2 separate regions of the Homo sapiens genome follow, and region 2 is linked to region 1. A link is an interaction called in ENCODE POLR2A ChIA-PET data of the cell type or tissue named here. Cell type or tissue: endothelial cell of umbilical vein. All regions are shown on one strand. Links, peaks and the distances in the headings refer to the core of each region. The heading gives the core; the rest is flanking DNA.

Region 1 (2,816 bases), core at 158-2,657:
ATAAAAAGATTTAAAAAATAAAAAGCAGGGAGGGACAAGCATTGAACCTTCCCATATATTCAATCACAAGGAAGCAGCAGAAGGAAACAGAAATGAAAGCAGGACCTGAATTGTACAAAGGGATACAAGCCAAAGAGAAGTGATTTTAGGGGACTGCAGTGGTTTGCATCAAAGGCTGTGGGGTCAAGGAGACTGAAGGCCTGCCAGGTACATCTCCCATCTGTGTCTCTGCCCATCAACAGAGCTGTTTCTGTGCCAGGACGACCTTGTGATTTTGTTTTTTTTTTGGAGACAGAGTCTTGCTCTGTTGCCCAGGCTGGAGTACAGTGGTGTGATCTCGGCTCACTGCAACACCCCCATCCTGGGTTTACCAATTCTCGTGCCTCGGCCTCCCGAGTAGCTGGGACTACAGGTGTGTAATACCATGTCCCGCTAATTTCTGTATTTTTAGAAGAGACAGGGTTTCAACATGTTGGCCAGGCTGGTCTTGAACTCCTGACCTCAAATGACCCACCCGCCTTGGCCTCCCAAAGCGCTGGAATTACAGGCGGAAGCCACCGCACCTGGCCGCTGTTTTAAGTAAGCTAAAATTTATCATCTACTAGGAACAGGTATTACTTCATTGGTACTCTTTTCAAAAAGGTTATTCTCCAAGAAGAACTCCCAAGTTAATTTAATCAAGTTTCAAAAATTAATTGTATACATTTGGGGAGAACTAACTTTTATAAAAACACTACGTTTCTATCTAAGGACATTATCTTTTTATTTATTTATTTATTTATTTATTTACTTGGAAATGGAGTCTCACTCTGTTGCCCATGCTAGAATGCAGTGGCACAATCTTGGCTCACTGCAACTTCTGCCCCCTGGGTATAAGTGATTCTCCCGCCTCACCCTCCCAAGTAGCTGGGACTACACGTGTGTACCACCACACCTGGCTAATTTTTTGTATTTTTAGTAGAGATGGGGTTTTGCTATGTTGGCCAGGCTGGTCTCAAACTCCTGATCTCAAGTGATCTGCCCGCCTCGGCCTCCCAAAGTGCTGGGACTACAGGCTTGAGCCACATGCCTGGCCTGTATTTCTTTTTTTTTTTTTTTTTTTTTTTTTTGACACGGATTCTCAATCTGTTACCCAGACTGGAGTGCAGTGGTGTGATCTCAGCTCACTGCAACCTCCACTTCCCAGGCTCAAGCAATTCTCGGGCCTCAGCCTCCTGAGTAGCTGGGATTACAGGCATGCACATTACCAATATTTTTGTAATTTTTGTATGTTTTGTAGGGATAGGGTTTCACTACATTGTCTAGGCTGGGCTCGAACTCCTGGACTCAAGTAATCCACCTGTCTCGGCCTCCCAAAGTCCTGGAATTACAGGTGTGAGCCACTGTACCTGGCCTTTTATATATTTCTTACTAGGTTTTTTCCTAAATATTTTTATTGTTTATATAAAATAAAATGGAATTTATATATTTTCAATCTGGATACTACAATGAACTCCTATTAGTGCTAATACTTTTAATTCTCATGAATTTTCTAAGTAGACATTCATAATTATCTATAAATTAGTGTTAATCTTCTTTTCCAATATTACTCTCTTAGCTTACTGCAACACATATAACACTGATATTATAATACTATAAGCTTTACTTTGCTTCCTTGAGATTAGGGGCCAAATATCATTCTTCTATGTATTTGCCACCCAGTGCCTATTGTACTGGTGCTCTATAAACATTTTTTGAGTAACTCTTTATGCCTCTTGGATTATCTCTACCTTGAGCACTGAAGTATTTCACAGTAGTTTTAATCCTTAAGAAACCTTTATTGACCCACTTACATATCAGACTCGGTACTAGCTGCCGTGACTTCAATAAACCAGACAGACGAGATGGCTGCTCTCCAGGAGCTGCTGGTCTGGGGTCAATCAATGTCTCACATCTTAATTACAAGAGGTATTATTATAGCCCTTTGCTGTGCTTAGAACAAGGCTTATAGGCATCGATGTGTGTCTACCAGAATCTTGATATGTTTATTACTTTAATATCATTTTCAAAATTTGGTAGTTGTAAAATATGTCTTTTTTAAAAGGTGAACAGAGAAGAAAAAATTATATCAAATTTCAATTCATAAAATACATGGTTAACAGGTTAATCATGAAAGAATAGAATTCTATTTCTTACCTTTTGGTGTTTCTGGAACTCCAATGGGACAAATGATTTTCCTGATACAATATTCAGATCGAATGCCATAAGGACCAACATCTCTCCTCTTAATTATTTCTGTTGTTGTGATTTCAGTTTCGGATGTTTCTATGGTGATTTAATTCAATAGTATTAATAACCAACTGAAATACTCAGAGACTAAAAAGGTACATCTGGTGCTTTCAAAAAGAGACACACGTGGAATAAACTTTTGGAAACACCTGACTTAATTAACAGGATCACTAACATCTAGCAGGATCACTGCTAGACTGCAACAATACTGAGCTTCTTCCTCGCTGCAAATTCCTAAACGAAACAAAATGCTGCTGGGTATAGCTGAGCTCCTGGTGGCAATACTCAATCAAAATAATAAAAAGCCTAGGACAGAAGCAGCAAGCACAGGCCTCCAGAAGTCTTAGTTTAAATTTTTAATTAAACAATCATAAATATCTTTTAAAAAATGTAGACTGGTTCACACATAAGTGACTCACTTTATAATCTGAACCTTCCCTTCTGGCCCCTGGGATTTTATAGCATGTGCCAAACTTCAACAAAGCTGTATGTGAAAAAAAAATTTTTTTTAAGAGACAGGGTTTTGCTCTGTTATCCAGACTGGAAGA
Region 2 (2,816 bases), core at 141-2,640, 130 kb before region 1:
AATCCCAGCTACTTGGGAGGCTGAGGCAGGAGAATCACTTGAACCTGGGAGGTGGAGGTTGCAGTGAGCTGAGATGGCGCCATTGCACCCAGCCTGGGCAACAAAGGCAAAACTCCACCTCAATTAAAAAAAAAAAAAAAAAGCAAAATCTTAGACTTGTCCATTTTTGGGCCATTGCCTGAAATCCTGGACAAAGGCCTAACTGACCCAGTTAAAATGCCAGTATCTGAGCCCCACTGTTACGCTGAAGCAAACCAAGGAGGCAATGAATTACGTGTTGCCTAACTTGCTTCTCCCTTGCAGTTTCAATTGCGTTAGGCAGCCAGCTTCCCTTCCTCTCCACTGTTTGAATTGTTGCTGCCGGGCAAAAACTGCAGCTGGTCCACCTCAGAGCTGGCCTCATTTCAATAATAGCCGGGAGGACTGGCATGGGGCTTTCCAAGCTTAATTAGCTCATGTTTGTAGAGTTCCTTAGGAAGCTCAGGCCAGCATGCTATGGGAAGTCCAAGTTAGTAGGATTCTCGCCACACTTAGAAAACGAACATTCCCACATAAAAAGGCTGGTAGAGGCAGAAAAGAACGCCTCGGAGCGTGTGTGTGAACAGCGAAGGGTCCTTGTGAACCACATTTGAGACCATAAAGAGAGTAATGCATTCCAAGTTTCAGGCCCTCCTCCTACTCTCTACAGCAGGAAATTATTTAAAGTATTTCCTGAACAGCTGAAGTATGTTAGAAACCTGCTAGCATCCTCCACAGTATCTCCAGGAAATGGACACCAAAGAATTTCTTTGTAATGAGAAACTATCTGAGCTCTACTGGCCATTTCTACCTGAACAGGTTGGATACTCTCAGCCTGGGACCTGGAGAATACAATCTTCTTAGATCATTTTTATGTCAAACTTAGCATCCTACTGCAAGAACACACACTGGAAGAGAATTCCTCTTATGTATGCACATATATATGAAGAATTCTCTTATATATATAGTATACATACACATATATTAGTATATATCAAGAGAGACAGAGACAGAGACAGAAAGAACTTTGTTAGGTAATTTAGCAATGTCAGTAATAGCTTGCTAGTTAGTTATTCCCGCTCAATCTTCGGGTGGGGCAAGAATGAGGTCAGCCTCTTTTGTTTTAGGCAGAATTCTAGAACATGCAACACAAGGAAACTGCTTGGCCCCATCCCACCTCTAGAGATTTGTTCTCTCCAAGGCCTGCCTATAAATCTCCCAGGGTGGGGTTCCAGAAGAATGGTGCCCCAGCAAGCCAAGTTTGAACCTCCCAAGCAAATCGCATTGGAATGTTGGTGGGGTCACAGGATCAAGAGCCATCTGGGAGCCAGCTGTGACTGGGGCTGATTCCCATGATTTCCTATGAGAAGGGCAAGTATGATCACTACAGCAGAAATACCAAAGAAAAATGGCAATTGTTACCTCCAGAGCAAAGAACAAGGCCTAGAGCAGAGCCAGTTCCTGAAGAGAATGACAGATCTGATTATGCTGGTGAAGGCCAGGCAAGTTCTGTGCTTCCTAACTAGTTAGACTTTCCTTCTGCGGCAGCGAAGCTCGGATCCAGAGCTTGGGAAGTGTGGGACTTGCCTCTCTGAGACCTGGCTGTCAGCAGGAGGATGAGGAGCCAAACACATCCCATTGTTACCACCCACCTTCTGGGGCTTGCAGGGAAACTGTGAACTCCTTGCCAAACGAGATATAAGCCCTTGCCATCTTCCCTTTCCTGGGACAAAGGAACCACACAAGTTTTCAGTGTTTCATCATGCTTTTGGAACGAATGTCAACCAAAGGCCATCTTTTAAGGACAACAGCTAAAACGCCTGTCCAACTAGAGTTCTTTAGTCAATGGCAGTTACATTCGTTCATCTGAGGTCTTACACTACTTAGGATCAGGGAGTGACATTTAAAAAAAAGCGACAGGGTGCAGTGGCTCATGCCTGTAATCCCAGCACTTTGAGGCCACGGTGGGCACGTGTCCAGAACTGGTGGGTTCCTGGTCTCACTGACTTCAAGAACGAAGCTGCAAACCCTCGCTGTGAGTGTTACAGCTCTTAAAGAGGCGTGTCTGGAGTCTGTCCTGTCTGATGTTCAGATGTGTTGGGAGTTTCTTCCTTCTGGTGGGTTCATGGTCTACGCTGGCTCAGAAGTGAAGCTACAGACCTTCACGGTGAGTGTTAACAGTTCTTACGGCAGCGCATCTGGAGTTGTTCATTCCTCCCGACGGCCTTGTGGTCTCGCTGGGCTCAGGAGTGAAAGTTGCAGACCTTCTCGGCGAGTGTTACAGCTTTTAAAAACACCGTAGACACAAAAACTAAGCAGTAGTAAGATTTATGGCAAAAAGCAAAAGAACAAAGCTTCCATGGCGCGTAAGAGGACCTCAGCAGGTTGGCAATGCTGGCTCGGGCAGCCTGCTTTTATTCTCTTATCTGGCCCCACCCACATCCCGCTGATTGGTAGAGCCGAGTGGCCTGTTTTGTCAGGGCGCTGATTGGTGCGTTTACAATCCCTGAGCTAGATAGAAAGGTTCTCCACATCCCCATCAGATTAGTTAGATACAGAGATTCGACACACAGGTTCTCCAAGGCCCCACCGGAGCAGCTAGATACAGAGTGTCCATTGGTGCATTCACAAACCTTGAGCTAAACACAGGGTGCTGATTGGTGTATTTACAATCCCTGAGCTAGACATAAAGACTCTCCACGTCCCCACCAGACTCAGGAGCCCAGCTGGCTTCACCCAGTGGATCCCACAGCGGGGTCACAGGTGGAGCTGCCTGCCAGTGCTGTGCCATGCGCTAG

What was found. Peaks named below come from ENCODE experiments on the same cell type or tissue, not always from the same donor. Only the 100,000 strongest peaks of a DNase experiment are listed, where the experiment ranks them.
Region 2: POLR2A ChIA-PET joins it to region 1 with 5 read pairs; 3 of 35 experiments call an interaction of 5 or more read pairs at or near these places.

Annotation. Positions count from the first base shown.
Region 1 is chr17:67,919,503-67,922,318 of GRCh38, reverse strand. BPTF (bromodomain PHD finger transcription factor) reads right to left here. Exons shown (of 28, transcript NM_182641.4): 13 at 2,176-2,304. Among named protein-coding and RNA genes, the nearest start is that of C17orf58, 76 kb to the left of the region's middle. In endothelial cell of umbilical vein, for the core only: no CTCF peak of the experiment used is centred there; no DNase peak of the experiment used is centred there.
Region 2 is chr17:68,052,254-68,055,069 of GRCh38, reverse strand. No RefSeq gene overlaps it. Among named protein-coding and RNA genes, the nearest start is that of KPNA2, 18 kb to the right of the region's middle. In endothelial cell of umbilical vein, for the core only: no CTCF peak of the experiment used is centred there; DNase peaks (open chromatin) are centred at 439, 919 and 1,339; H3K27ac peaks cover 2,235 bases.